Regions from separate parts of the Mus musculus genome. Here region 1 is linked to region 2. The links are chromatin loops, found by intact Hi-C in ENCODE. Cell type or tissue: left cerebral cortex. All regions are shown on one strand.

The links. Peaks named below come from ENCODE experiments on the same cell type or tissue, not always from the same donor. Only the 100,000 strongest peaks of a DNase experiment are listed, where the experiment ranks them.
Region 1: a loop joins it to region 2, with 3 times the contacts of the local background. A loop is called at or near these places in 2 of 42 quality-filtered maps.

What each region holds. Positions count from the first base shown.
Region 1 is chr2:125,778,092-125,786,091 of GRCm38, reverse strand. It overlaps Secisbp2l (SECIS binding protein 2-like), which reads left to right and starts at 3,222. Exons shown (of 18, transcript NM_177608.3): 1 at 3,222-3,493. The coding sequence starts at 3,470. In left cerebral cortex, no CTCF peak of the experiment used is centred here; DNase peaks (open chromatin) are centred at 1,016, 2,109, 3,281 and 7,478; H3K4me3 peaks cover 2,665 bases; H3K27ac peaks cover 2,894 bases.
Region 2 is chr2:125,667,754-125,675,753 of GRCm38, reverse strand. It overlaps Shc4 (SHC (Src homology 2 domain containing) family, member 4), which reads left to right. Exons shown (of 12, transcript NM_199022.2): 5 at 5,434-5,487. It overlaps Eid1 (EP300 interacting inhibitor of differentiation 1), which reads right to left and starts at 2,654. Exons shown (of 1, transcript NM_025613.3): 1 at 111-2,654. The coding sequence starts at 2,562. The coding sequence ends at 2,083. In left cerebral cortex, a CTCF peak has its summit at 4,665; DNase peaks (open chromatin) are centred at 2,355, 2,674 and 3,027; H3K4me3 peaks cover 2,496 bases; H3K27ac peaks cover 1,626 bases.

The sequences.
Region 1 (8,000 bases), 110 kb before region 2:
GCCATTTGCTTTGATATAGATAAAAAATAAGATGGTTTAATGGATAGACAGAGGAGAAGCTAGATGGGCAGCCATTGGATAAGAGAGTAAAAATAATGTCCTAGAGTTTGATGAGAGGGATTCTTAAAAGATTGCCTGCCTGAGTCTCCAGGGCATCAAATTGGGAGTGGCAGTCCCCCAGAAGCATATGATTTTTGACTTCCTAATTACTTACTTGTAATATGCTGGGTGTTGGTATGGACTGGGAAGACACTTCAGCATATGAGGGAAATACTTGGTAGAAAAAGAAGTTTCAGTAATCATTGGAGACAATGATATTATTTTATACCTTCATAAAGACCAGGTTACAAGGCTGTATACAGGGTAGAACTAGATTTGACTACAACTTCATTTCTTTTGTTGTAAAATTTACATCTGATGGCATGAACACAACTTTTAAAAATATATTAATTTAAAAATTTTTTTCATACAATGCATTTTGATCATGTTTTACTCTCCCCCAATTCCTCCCAGGTTCTTCCCAATTCCCTACCCATTCAGCTTCATGTTCTCTCTCTTTCAAAAAAAAAAAAGAGAGAGATAAAGCAAACACACACACACACACACACACACACACACACACACACACAAGAATAAAAACTTTGGTTTATTTATTTATTTTTTTGAGACAAGGTTTCTCTTCGTATCTCTGGCTATCCTGGAACTCCCTCTGTAGACCAGATTGGGCTCGAACTCAGAGATCTGCCTGTGCCTACCCTTGCTTCCCTAGTGCTGGAATTAAAGGCATGTGCCGCCACTGCTAGGCTTGTTTTCTTAGTTTTAAAGAATAGATAGATGATCATGTAACTCTCCCTGCCATCCCCCTCACTCTCACCTTCACCCTTAATGGGTAACCTGGCATCTTATTTCAAGGAGAAAACAAAAGCTATTCAACCGCTTCAGCACTGGAGCCTAAACTTAGAGTATACATGACTCTAGCCATATTGCATCTTTCCTTCTGTCATGTGGGCTGTCTCTAGGAAGCCAGTTTCTTCCAGTGACTTTTTATCTTGCACTTCCAAATTCTTCAGAGAGCTTGTTCCTATGTATGTGTGTGACTCTGTCTGTCTGTCTGTCTGTGTCTCTCTGTATGTATGTGTATGGTGTTTTGGTGCCTGCTAAGGGTTGAACCTAGATTCTTATGCATGCTAGGTGTGCAGTCTACTCCTGAGCTCTCTCCCTAGCAACCTGTCCCCCTTTTATTCTTGTTTTGGAACTAAGAGGTAAATCTCAGGCTAGCCTTTGCCTCTAGCCCAGGCAGCTCTTGTCTTCTTCCTCCCACTGACCTCGTCTCCGTTACTTGATCTCCATTACAGATCGTTCCTTGCTTGATCTGTTTGGAACTTGTTCTCTCACGTCTACCTTCTCCAGCTTCAATCCCCATTCCTACTGAACCTACATTACATCTCCTTTGGAATTACTTGCTGTGTGTGTCTTGCCCACAGGACAGATGTGGCCTTTGCCCTTACTATGTCTCATTAACTGCTGAACTTCCTTCCAGTGATTAGCCTTGTACTTAGCACTGTGAATATATTAACATGTGTTGCTAAATGAAAGAAGTCATTTGTATCACATGTAAAATAGTTCTTTAAATTTCTTTGTTTTATCCATAGATTTATTATTCTCTTCTTTTTTTTATTATTTTCTTCTAATAGCCAACAGCATTCTCCCTTTTAGGATTACATTACATTAATATGGCACTGTGACACTTCTTGTTTCTACAGTTCTTACACTTTACCTAAATATTGGACTTAGAATATTCTCATCAAGAACAATTTCAGTCGCAAAAAATCATACAATATGGAACGATATTTAGAGACTCTGTATTTACATTTCCTCTTACAGATCCTTCAAAGAAGGGGAAAACCTCAAATACCGTACTGCATTAATGACTTTTTAACTCAGGCTGGGTGTCTTGCAGCTAAAGACCACCGGTAGGGGCACAGCTCATCTCATCTTGCTGTCAGAAAGGAGGGTGAGCCGCTGTGGCTTATGTAACTGCCCTGTATAAATAGCTTTGCTTTGTGGATCAGCCTTAAATTTCTTCTGCAGCCATTGAATCCTGAGCAAGGGTTTGTAATAGACTCTAAGGAATCTGACATTACACAGCTCACACATTTTCAACACAAATGCATGTGCAACTGAAATAAAAGTGTGCATACAGTGGAAAAACAAAACCAAATGCACGAAACTCTCATGTACAGGCATAAGTGTTTCTCCATCATGTGGTTTGCAGACCAGCCTTCATATGTCCTGTAGACAAAATGCATTCATTTAAGCTGGCAGAAATACAGCTTCCACACTAACATAGCCAGGATCTTTACAGACCACTCTCTCCTTACAGACTTGGATTAACTGAAAAGGCTTTATGAACATCTCCCAAAGCGTGATGACGAAGCAGATTTCTTAGATATCCTTTTCCCTTTTCCAGACATAGATCCCCTGGCCAGTGACCCTAACAGCAGCCAACTCTACTCTCTTTCTTCACTGAAGTATATATAATTCAGCTGACCGACGTTATCAAGCCAGAACTCTTGTGGAGAGCTTGTGTGTGTTGGAGGCTGTCTAACTCCCCAGAGGGAATCTACCAGTAGGGTTTAGTTTCAAGGCAAACTCTAGTCTTTAAGGAGCTGATGACCTGGAGATTAAAAGGAACAATTCTTAACCATATGGGGAAAGCAGAGGAGAAGATAATCTCTTCTTGGGTAGTTATGCAGGTTTTGGGTAAAAATAGGGTTCGAAATGGGCAAAATCAGCCTGGAGTTGAGGCTAGATGTGAGTCTGGAACCGGGACAATAACATTAATTAATCATTATTTGTGGAGATTTTTTAACAGGGCTTCTTACCTATGGCTGCTACTCTGTGTATGCAATTTATTTGTGCAATTTTCAAAGGGCAAGATTGTTCGTTCTTTTCATTCTTTTAGAGTACTGACAGGATCACAGGACTAGTGAGCAGCTACAAGCTCTTCCAATATCCTGAGTAGGTTTTGCCTTCTGAGCAGTCTCTGAGGTCCCGGCAAAGTGAACACATGCGTCCTGAGTTCCAGGCAGCCCAACCTGCCTAGGTGGGAGTGGGAGGAGTAACCCAACCAGGCAGTGCCCCTGGCCTTGGCTGCCCGCTAGCCACCCCCCTCCCCCCGCCCCCGTCGCTCCTCGGCCATCCCCGCCCCTGCGTATCTCCATTTCCTACTGCGCCTCCGCCCTTTCGGTCCCGCTCGGCTTCCGTCCCAGATGATCCCTCCCCGGGGCGGCCGCCGCCTCCCCCGCCTTGAGCTGGAGCCGCCTCCCCAGCCAGTGGCGTAGCCGAGTCGGCGTCCGGCCGGCTGTGCGGAGTGGACCGAGCCCGGCGGGACCGAGCGGGGGGCCATGGAGAAAGCGGCCCGCGGCGCTGCGCACACCGACTAGAGCCGGCGCCTGTCGCCGGCGCCATGGACCGAGCGCCGGCCGAGCAGGTACGCAAGCGCCCGGGCTGCTCTCGGGCCTCCGGGCCGGCAGGCCGCCGAAGCTGAAAGGCCGGGGGAGGTGGACCGGCGGAGCTCAGCGGCGACAGCGTTGCCCTTGCAGCAGTCTGGAGTGTATTTCTTTTATGAAGAGACTACCGTGGTTTACCCTTGTTTTCCTGTCTAGTTACTTTGCAAATAATTATTCTTTTAAAATGGAGCAAGAGTTCAAGTTGAGTCCATATTCGTATTCGCACAGTAGTTCCATTAGTGGTCTGTTAGTGTTTTGATTGCATCGAATTCTTTCTGGAAGAGTTGGGAGGAAGGGCTAATGGCAGGGTGAAAAATAACTTAGAAGAATAGTGTCATGCTTCCTCCTCCTCCCCAGTATTTTACAGCTTCCCTGGAAACGACTTAATTTGACTGAGTGTGATTTTTGTTCGCTGTCAATTTCCCTCTACCAGGACCTTGGTCAGTTAGTCACATAGTTGAAAGGAGAACACTGGTGACTTGCCTGTTAGTTTTGCGAATAGTTAATTAACTCGAGTAAATGAGATACCATCTCCCAAGTTTCTGTTTATACATAGTTAACGACAGTTTTGGTTTTGAATCGCACACTTTTCAAGCCAAAACACAGCTTTCTAATTTTGAACACTTCGCCGTTTCTGTTGTTGATTCTTGTCGTATTGTCCATTCTATCCTAGACCTCTTATGAAAGATTTCTCCTCTCTCAGCACTTTCCACAGGACCTTACCACACAGATTTAAAAAGGAAAGCAAATCTTCCAGAGATTAGAAGTTTATTTTTATTAAAGAACACCAATTACCAAGAGAAAATTGATGTGGGACCACTTGGAAAATACACACTTCACTGTGGCCCGGAGTATTATGTTACAGTATGTAGTGAATTTATTAAAACATTGTTTTTGAGAGTAATTCTGAAAAAGGAACCTGAGATTTCCAGCCTTGACGAAGGAAAAGGAAATTTCCTTGCGCGTGTGTCTCTAATGAAAGGGTGGGATGTTTTTGTCCGTCCTGGGCACTCTGGAAGCACTAATGCATATGTATACTCACTTATGTCTCCTTTCATCTTAGAGGAAATGTAATTACCTGGTTAGATGGTAACATTTAGCATGGCACTCCTCATGTGATTACCCTAAGAGCAAGTGTAGCAGATTATCTAGAGAGTATCCTCTTCTGTCATTCCACAAACTCCACCATGTACTTAAATTCTTGGAAATCTGAGAGCTAGGGAAAAAAAGCCATGCAGAAGGATTTGATAACGAAGGGTTTTTGTTTGTTTGTTTGTTTGTTTAAACCTCCAGTACCTCTTGCCTCAGCTTGGCCTACAGTCAGTACAAAACAGCCTTAGTTAGGTAAAGGCCCTCAAGAACTATTTGTGATATGTGCCAAATTCCCATCCCCTCCCTAGTGTTTTGGTTTTTCCTTTTAAACCATTGTTGGCTTATGTTCAGAATTTCTGAAAATGCCTACAGCATTAGCTGTTGTCGTGCTTAGCAGTTTGCATAAGTCAGTTTTTTATAATTGTACTCAACACAGACTTGTTGTGTTTCAAGTTAGCCTAAGTAATAAATCCTTGGAGGACTGCACAAGAGTAACTTTAAATGTTTGTGTCTGAAGGCCTTCGTGCCATAGGTTTTATAAACCACTCTTTACATAAGCTCTTTATAAAAAGATAAACCTTACATATGTTTATAAGGAGCAGTTCATTGGCAATAGAGTGCTAGATGGATAATCCTAACTACTAACGACTGAAACCATCTTACAGCTGGAATAGCCTCTTGAGTATTCTCTTTTACAAAGACTATTAAGTCAAAACAAGTTCTGTCAGAGTTAGCTGTTGTAAAAACAGTTATTACTTGGTATGATATTTGTGTGTGTGTGTGGTGTGTGTGGTAGGTGTGGGGAGGTTAATGTGCATGGTGTGAATATAGAGGTCAGAGGTCGAGGTTGGGCGGATCGCCTCCTCCGCTGCTCTCTGCCTTACTTTTTGAGGCACGGTGTCTCACTGAACCCAGGACTCACTGAGCAGCTAGGCTGGGTGGCCAGCAGATCTCAGAGATCTTCCCCTCGATGCCTGGAAGAGCTGGGATTCCAGGTCCTACTTGTGATCTCGCTTTTTGCCTGGGTGCTAAGGATTCAATTGCAGTCTTTATTCTCACACAACAGGTGCTCTACGAGTGCTTCTCCATGGCCTCCCTTTTCTCAGTGATGATGGTGAAGATGGTGATGATAAAGCTTGTGTAAAGGGATGTGAGGAATGAGTTATGGATTCATTTGTTTAGAGCGATTCAGGGTCTCTGTTTAGGAAATCAGGTGTGCTTTGGAATTTTTAAATAATGTGCATAGACGTGACACTGAGGGAGTTTCACAGGCTGCTGTATAGTGCTTCAGTGCTCTAACTTAACTCTAGTCTTAACTTTAGTGCATTCAGGTCAGACTTCTAGAAGGACCCACAAAATCACTGATTATTCTCTTCTTTCATTCGTAGAAAAACAAACACAGTGAATTCCTGGGGCTTTGTGCAGTTTTGTCACAAATAAGGATGTAAGATTGGCTGGTGAAATGGCTTGCTTGGTAAAAGTACCTGCTACCAAGTCTGATGACCTGGAACCCACGGAGAAAGGAAGGAACCAGTGTCTGAAAGCCACCTCACTGTAGTCCATGCATGCATCACATACACACATGAACATACAATAAAATGACAAAAATAGAAAATTGTTTGAACCCCTTGTAGCAGCACAGTCAGTTTTTCACATCTGTAGGTCCCACATCCCTGAAACACCCAGCTGGATCACAAAACAGTTGAAGAAAAAAGTTGAGTCTGTACTAAACGTGTGCAGGCTATGTTCCCCCAACAACACAGTGTAAGAGGTACTTACATAGCTCTTGAATTTGTTAGCTGTTGTAATTAGTGGAGAGTTAGGTAAACAGTACAGTGGAGAGCGTGATGGCCTCTGTGTAAATCTCACACTCACTCCAAGACCTGAGCATCTGTGGGCCATCAAGTCTGTAGTGAAGGCCCTGTTCCCATCTAGCACAGCTAGACAACTGTACTGTAAGTGTTACTATAAAACTTTTATTATCCAGTGACAATTGATGTTTTTATGGGAAGTTGACAAACATACTATGTTTTTAAAATAATGCTCTGAATCAGAGTGCATACATTTAGAGAAAAGATTTGGAAATTTAAGAAATTTTAAGCCTTTACATCTAAAACAAAATAAAAACCAATGACATTAGAAAAATATTAACTAAATATAAGAGGTCTAAGGCAAAAAATAGAATGGTAGGTTATTAGAAAAGCATAACTACACATCACATGTAACCCGTGGAGTATGACTGACATGCTCTGACCCAGATGTAGTCATGAGCACTCCTGTGTTGCTGTAACCCGTGGAGTATGACTTAGGTTGTGCTCTGACACAGATGTGTAGTTGTAAACACTCTCTGTGTTCCATAGTGTAAAAGGAAAATAAAATTACCCATCAAGGTAAGAGGTCGGGGGAGAAGCTTCATAGGAAACAAGCAAGAAAATAGGTGTAAAAGCAGAAACTAACAGGTTGGATACTATGACAATTATTATTACATGTAAAAGGGTGGTTTTATTTTTGAAAACACCATCAAGTCTTAACAGGCTTTAATAGTCCTGTGGAAAAGCCCGTGGTGGGAGGTGAGTGGTCACTCTAAGTCCCCTGCCGCTTTCCTCACTGGGCTCGGAAGCCTTGAACATGGGCAAGTGCCTTACTGAGACAGTGCATCCAGCAGGCATCTCACGCCCCATTCATCCTCCTGGAAGGCACTTATTTTATCTGTACCACAGGGTGTAAAAAGTATCCTAATGTTTGATGCATTTTTACCTTAACATAGAATATGGAGGTTTCAGGGTCTCTCCCTGTGGGTGTGTGGGACATACTCTGAGCTTCGCTGTGGGAGTCGGCCTCATCATGTTCTACTTCAGTTCTGACTTTAGGTGGGTGTCACTTTTCTGTCGCCTAATCTGGGAGATTATTTGCATCCTCCTGAGGCCTCTCTGAAGGATGCCGAGTGGGTTGTCTGCTGCGCTGTGCTTATGACAGCTCTCTGCCCGCTCGCTCACTCGCCCGCTCGCCTTGGTGCAGCCTTTCCAAGCTTGAGCCAGGGTGGTTGTCATCGTGGCTCTGTGATCCCCGTGCATGGCTAATGAACTCTGTTAAGGAGGCATTTTGTACTTTTATGTTCTGATAATATCTTTGGTTTCCTAGATTATTTATATAAATGGTATTTTTATTGACATTTGTTTTAATATGTACAAAATTAAAATTAAGTGAAATGCATGGATGTTTTCACAGACAGAATTATTCAGATGTTTCATTAATTTAGGGAGTTCTGAAATAACTTGTGAAAACTACCATTTTAACCCTGAGTGGGGCGTTTGAAGCAGACAGTAAATATCAGAGTGATTATACTGTCATTGGAGTTCCCGCTTACTTTATATTTCTTATTATATTAGTTTTTGT
Region 2 (8,000 bases):
ATAGATAGATAGATAAATGCAGAATAAAGGATACAAAGAAATACCAATGCATGGCTTCTCCTCTTAACTTCCACGATATACTTTGGTCCCCAAACACAAATACACTCAAATTTATGGATATTTGTATTATATTTCTGTGGAGATGTGAACAAAAGTCTATTTACAGCAGGTAAATACCAATAACAGATCAATAAATGATTCCCTCAAGTCCAACTAGTGAGGCAATTTATTGGGTGAGTAAAAAAGAGGGCTGAGGGGTTACCCATGGAAGTGTTTGTAGCGGCTCTATCTAAATGTCCTACCCTAACATGGGTGACAGCTTCCCAAACACGAGTCCCCACCTAACATCAGCCAACCTCCCACCTTTTGTGTTTTAGCACCTTCTGAAACCACATGTAACCGGGGCAAAATTATGTACAGGTGCTTTGGAGGTACAGGAGCAACTAAAATCCCAGGTGAGGGTCTAAAATTACTAACAGGCCTGCCCAATCTTGGGGGAGGTCTCTCTCCCTCCCTCCACCACATGGACCCCAGAGATCAAACTCAGGCCATCAGGCTTGGCTATATGGCAGAAGGTACCTTTACCCACTGAACCACCTCGGCAGCCTCTCAAACAAGATGACTGTAAAACCAACCAACCAACCCCACAGAAACCCAGGAGTTATCCTACTGTCTCAGCTCTGTTCTGTATTGGTTGCCATGGTGGCATCAGCAGGGACATCGTGCTAATACATCATTTTCTTCTCAAGGAACTTCAGCATCAATTAAGCCATAGCATCACATTCACAGAGCGGGTCTTCCAGAAAACTCTGAAATTTGCTTTAACATCCCAGAACCCATTTTTTGGATATTTGATACTGGTTTACATTGTAAGCATTGGATGTTTAAATATCAAGATGGAGGCGTGGCACACACAGCAAGAGAATCCTGTATAAAGCATGTATGCAAAGCTATTAGACAAAGCAAAATACACAGAACAAGAAAATTTATTATCGCCAATGCTGGTGCATAAAGATTAACAAGCATAATTAGAAGAAGGGAGGGGGAGGGGAAGAAAGAGGCAGAGAGGGAGAGAGAGAATATGAATATCAGACACCCAGGTGGACTTCTGGGTAGGTTTAAAACCTTCAAAGTTTGACAACATAATAGCTCATACATCTTTTTATAGATACAGGCAGGATTTCTTTTTACTTGACAATTTTAGCAAACAGTTCTTACAATATGAACTTCAGTTATAGTCTTACCATCTGTCAAGGTACAAAACAGCAAGTGAAATTTCCCTAGTATAAAAGGGTATTAGAAAGTTTGTCTTTGGGCTTTCCCATACATTTTATTTAATGCATGAACTTAAAACCTTAAAAAGACATCCTGTTTCTTTCTTTACTTTGAAAATCATTACAATGGGTTTTTCCAAATTAGAGGTCACAGTAGCTTTATAAATCATGAAGATACATGTGCAGTCAAAATTCCAGAAGCGTTTGTAACACATTTTAAGATGACAGCACACATGATAACACGTCTACATTTATACCCACATTTACTTGGACTACTCTGTGGGGTAGATGAATACTCAATCTTAAACCTCAAGTTTAGCTTTTGATAACTGATGTGTATAAATCACCAAAAAGAATTTGGAAAGTTTTTTTTTTTTTCAATAGCCTTTCAGTTCGAATTAAAGACATCTTGGAATGTATTTCCCCCCATTCTTTAATTAGATTCTTGTATTGGTAGTCACAATTTACTCTTCCAAACCATCTTTAAAAGCTTAACAGAGAAAGCTCTTCTCCAATGTAAGGAAAATCATCTCGATCAACAGTCTGAACCAGAGGTTTTTGCTGAGCCCCTGTGAGACCAAAGAGGAACGATTTGGTCTTTTTCTCCTCGCGATTCTCAGGTTTAACACTCCTCCTTCCTCGATTCTCCTTTTCCACAATGCATGGTCATTCACTGTCCCGTCTTCTATTCCGAGAAACAAAAACCAACTGTTTTTATTTTTTGCACAGAACTATTTGGAATGAACCCCAAAATAGCAGAATGTTGAATCTCTCCCTCTCAGGTAGTTTCCTCCTCTCTCGTCAGCATTTACTCTCGATCAATGATCTCATCACAACCGAGCTCTTCGGTCAGTCGATTGACAACCATCAGCGAAAACAGCTCTTCGATAAAAGCTAGCTGGTCGAAAGGGCTCTTCTCACACCGCGCCTGAAAGCCGCCATCCAGGGCATCTCCGGCTCGCGCGGTTCGCAGGAACACCTTGTTGGCTTCCTCCAGGGCGGCGGACACCCTGTGCATCGCGCCGCTCCAGCGCTCCTCTTCAGGGAACTCGTAGTCGTCCTCCCAGTCATCAAACTCGTCGCCTTCCAGGTCCGCGCCAGCCTCGGGGAACAGACCGCGCTGGGCGCGGGCGGCGGCCGGCCCGGCCTCCTCCTCCATGGGGCCCTCCTCCGGGGCCGGCCCGCGGGCCCCGCGGCCTACCTCCATATAGCCCTCGCCGGGCAGCACGTCCATCTGCAACTCGTTGCTTTCTTCGTACAGCTCGCAAAGCTCTGCCATCTCCGCCATGGTGGAAGCGACTCGACCAAGGTGGAAAAAAAAAAGGAACCTTTTGCAGAGACGGGCGCGCGAACGGGCGTGGTGCGCGTGCGCAGGCAAGAGGGCGTGCGTGGAGCGCGAGCTGGGGGGGGGGGGCGCGTGCGCAGGCGAGTGGGCATGCGTGATGCGCGTGCGGAGCACGTTTCACGTGCGCAAACGGGTAGGCGGGCGTGGTGCGCGTGCCAGCATGGCGTGCGTGTGCTGGCGAGTAGGCCGCTTGGTCCACGGGGGGGGGGGGGGGCGTGGTGCGCGGGCGCGGGCGCGGGCGCGAGCTCTTCCCTTCCCACCCCTCACCCCCTATGTTTCCCGGACTCCCACCTCACCCTCACACCCACTCAGGACCCGCGATGCTTCCGCTGGTGACCCACCTGGAGACCAGCTCTAAGTTCCTTGCCAAGTGCTTGCTTTGCCTAGATGGAAAGCCCTGGCCTTCTGTCACAGATGCCATCTCTCCTCCACCTCCCTGCCTCCCCAGCGTTCCTGTGATCAGCATGTCCATTACCTCTCACCATTTCAAATCCCACTAGTCCCGTCCTGCGCACTGAGAAAATTTAACTTTTCGGTTTTTTTCTTCTGAATTTATTGAAGTTGACCTAACCAAAGATAAATTGTGTGTATGTCCACACGTATATACCATGGGGAAACTAAACCACATACATGTGTGAGTACTAGGATAAAGAAAGGTGGAAAATAGGCTATACATATTTTAAATATATACAGATAATCACGCGCCACGGTTGCTCTACAAACTTAAACTGTAGCCAATAGTGTTTGAGAATATCCACACCCTTACCACGTATTGTTTTATGGAATTAATATAAGTAAACTTAAGTTTTATCAATTTGATCTCTCTTTCGTGTGTATGCGTTTGTTTGCCTGTCTGTAATGTTTGTGTGCCACGTGTGTGCATTGTGCCTACAGAGGCCAAAAGAGGGCGTTGGAACTCCTAGAAACGAAGTCAGTTGTACACTGCCCTGTGATTACTGGGAGTCGAACCCTGGTCCTTAGTGTGAGCAGCCGATGCTGTTTACTGCTGAGCCATTTCTCCAGCCTTGATTGTATCTTTATAATCTTTCCATAGCTTTAGTTTATTATTCGTGGATGCAATGGCCCTGTCATGTCCAAGAGACAATGCTCCATAGCATTCCTCTTTATCTTATATAATTTTTGCCAATGGTCATTTTTTATATTCTTCAGCGAACTTTTCTCCAAAGTGTTACATGATCCTTACTAGTTTTACATACTTGAACATATTTGTATGAAATCTTCCTCTTTATCCATTAAATGAAGTTTCTCATGAGCTGTTATTGGAATATAATCTTTGCATGTTGATTTTTGTTCTTATTGAAATGTTAATAGAGAAAAGTGCACAGGTAATGTGTGTGGCTTAATTATCACAAGCTACATATATTTGTTTACTTACTACCCAGAAGAAAAGGCATCATTCGTGGATCCCAGAAAACCACTCTTCTCTCTTTTTGTGCCTCGTGAATAACCACAATTCAGACTTTATGCAAATAGTTCAATAAAAAGTTTGCCAGTTTTGATAAATGAAACGATGTATTGATATATTCTTTGTTTTGACTTCTTTTTTAACCCAACAAATATGTTGTCATATTTTAAGCAGTCTACTATTTGAATATCACAATAGTCACCTTCAGGATTGCTTCTAATTCAGGGCTATTATAAATAGCCTAGTTATTTCATTTCCTAAGGAAACATCTTGTTGCACAACTTTATTCAATTATTGTTGAGTATGCTTCTAGGAGCAGTTTTGCTTGGCTGTCTTGTATGTACAGCCTTCGTAGGTTCTGCCTCACAGTTCTGCAATCAGGATTCATTGGTAGTTGCATAGCTGGCATTTTAATTAACCTTTAAAACCTATACAAGTCAGTTATTGCACTGTGATTTCCAAACACAAGCAAACAAATTAGAATCTCCAATAAAACAATCATTTTGGGTTAAATTAGTGCAGTTATTTGGCTAGTGATATCAGAAGTCTTTATGTTTTTCAATCGTTTTTAGGTTTATGTGTGGGTGTTTTGCCTACTTGTGTGTACTATGTACATGTTCTGTGCCCCTAGAGGCCAGAAAAGGGCTTTGCATCTTCTGGAACCAGAGTCACAGGTTGTTTGAGACAACATGTTGGTACTGGGACTGGAACCAGGGTCCTTAACCTCTGAGCAACCTCTCTATCCCCCATGTTAGAAATCTTAATATTAGTGTGTTTGGATACATAGTAGTGAATAACTAAACAAAAGTAAATACACTAAGTCTATAAACAGAAAAAATAAATAAGAGTATGAAGGGAAGGGGGGAAATGTTCTGGTTAAATTGATGACACATGTTTCCAAGTCTGCTTTTTTAACTCTCAGCTCTCAATTTTTCTGGAAAGAAATTTTTATATTCCAGAAGGCTTCACTCACATGACAGCAAAAGATGGCCCCATTGGGCAAGTGTGGGTGTTCCTTAGTGGCAGAGAGAGATATTTTTCCTTCTACTACTGATTCCAGCTTCTCCCACAAAACACTGATTGGCTGTATCTAGAGAGCGGTGTTGAGTAGATTGCTGATTGGATAGTTAGACCTAGAACGTATGTCTACCTAGGTGAATAGGGCAGAGAGAAAGGCACCATGGGTCAGATGAGAGTAGAGAACGTAACTTAATGGTAGAGTAAATCCTTAGGATACACAATACTTCAGTTTCAATCCCAATAGCAAAACAACAACAAGAGTTTATTTTAGAATGCAGACAGTATAGTTTCTAAAGGGATGCTAAGTAAGTAGAAACAAATCAAACACATTATAGTGTTAAAATGTTTAATTTGCTTTTGTTTTCCAGATTATTGCAAATCACCAAATGCAATCGATTTCATTTGCCTCTGGAGGGGACCCTGTAAGTTTAGATTTGTACAAGTTCTTTTTGTGAGTCCTAAGAATTTTCATATGCAGAATATTAACTACTTCATGTCTTTTTCAATATTGCAATTTGTTGAATGCTTCATGTATCAGGTAGAAAACAAAACAAAACAAAACAAAACACCCACAGTGGTTTGGGCAAATGTTTCCTCTGTCAGGATTTTAAAAGGTCAGGCTTACTAGAAGGACTGCTAGCCCTCTGTGGTGTTAGTAGCCACTGAGTTATCATCTGGTAAGTTTTCAGTTAACATAAAAATCGTGAGATCTGTGTGTCCTGTGTGCACTGCCGTTTCTCTTGCAGAATGTTCCCCACAAGCAGACTAAGCAGATTATCAGTCAGATTTAATCCAAGATGGGAATCCCATTCACCATCAGAGTTGTCAGCCAAGGCTAACAAGGCCAGTCTATAATGACCATCCAGATTTGTGTAAACCTTGAAGACACTGCTCAGTCACGGGGGGGTGGGGGGGGGCTCTCTGTCAAGAGCCTGTAGTGCTCACCAGTCACAGATTGTACAGGGGTTCTCTCCGAGAATACTTTCCAGAGTGTCATTCCTTGATTCCTCACTGTGTTGCCGGATATTTTATCACACTGTGAACACCGAGATTGCTGTTTACTGAAAAAAGCTGAATCTAGTTGTGGTGTGGCTCAGCCTTAGCACACCGGTTCATCCCTTTAGCTGGAATTCAGACAAAACCGTTAGTACACATCTTTAATCCTGATGAAGGTAAAGTTAGTTTGTAGAAGGGAGCACCCGTGTTTGAAAGTGATTTCTAATTGAGTGGCAGAAATAGTGACAAATCAGAAAAAGATTTGACAGAATAGGATATGCCCAACTCTCACAAGAAGAGAGAGGAAAAAGAGGCTACTTAAGAGAGAACTGTGCAGAAAAGAGAGGAAGAGGGAGGGAGGAAGGAAGTGGCAGTTTTACTAATTAAAAAAAAAAATCTAGGCACACGTGAAGACAGAATAAGCCAGAGAATGTGTGCAGGAGGCAAAAGACCAGAACAGATTGCTTGAATTAATTTGAGGCCAAGCAGAGCAATTCATTGAGGAGCTGAGAGAAGCCAGACTGAATCAGTCATCTTGGGGAGGGGTTTGAGCCAGAATAGCTGAGTTAAATCAGCCAGCCAGAGTTCAGAAAGAACAAGAAAAGTGAATTTATTTGGCAGTAAATCTCAGAGGCTGAAAACATTCTAGGCCTAGGTTAGATTGTACAGAGGCTAGAAACTTCCAGGACTAGACCTAGGTTAGCAGATAGAGGCAGTAAGACTCAGAGGTGACAATTACATCAGGTGACTAAAAGATACTTTTACATCACTGCTTCATTTTGGGACCAGGGTCCTTAGAGAGGTCCTGCATACATGGATAGTAAATTGTTGATCCATTAGCAAACAGGGCATGTAGGATGGCTTGTGTTGTGCAGTATGAGCCCGGAGGTGAGGGGGTGGGGAGAGAGAATATATATGTATATATAGATATGTGTATATATATCACTCTAATCTATCCAACTCTGTAATCTGACCTCAACTATGAAACCAAAAGTTGGATATCAGAGAGAGAGAGAGAGAGAGAGAGAGAGAGAGAGAGAGAGAGAGCACAATGAATCTAGATAGAAGAGTGCTGGTTTCTCTTCTCCTCCTAGCCCATTAGATTTATTATGAAGGGACTCAGGCACACGTAAAAAAAAACTTATTAGTGTATGATGTCTACTTAAAAAATGATTGGTGTTTGCCCTGAAATTATCCTGTTTAAGTTCCCGGGGCTGTTGTCCTGTTAGGAGTGGTGCACAGGCCTTCATCTACTGTACATCCAACAGGGTTTGTTTTTGTTCTTCAGAACTGTAAGGTTTTCCATCCCATCTTAAAATGGCTTCAAAGCTTTAAATTAACCGAAGCACTGTCCTTGAGTCAAGCCGTCTGCAACCATTGTGGGAAAACGTTTACATCAGTACAATCAGTGGAAACCCTGGGCTCTGCAGTTGAAAAATCCACTGGCTTGGAGTTTACATGATGATCTGGCTTGGTATTAGCCCCTCTCCCCCCACCAGTGGAGTTTTACCCTCCTGTCAGGAAGACACTGAAGGCTAGTGTTGAACGTTAGAGTCAAGAGCTTGATGTACTGACTTGTCTAAGATTTTGGGTCTTTCTTTGCAAGATAGGGATAACTCCTGTCGCCTGTGAGTTGCCAGAATTGAGTGAGATAATGCACACTAGAGCTGGACATACTAGAGCTGGACACACTAGAGCTGGACACACTAGAGCTGTACACAGTGAATCTATCTCTGTAGTTGCTTTAGGATGCCCGCTGAGCTGCTTCAGTTGCATAGCTAGCTGGGCTAGTCACAGGGTAAGTGAAGCTGAGTTAGAAGTCCCATGTGACTCAGCATCGTCGTTCAAAAACACGGACCATGTCTGCTCTCCTTCACTTTTAATTCTCTCTCAGAAAGTTTTTGTTTTCTTAGTAACTGTGGAACATCTATTGCAAATG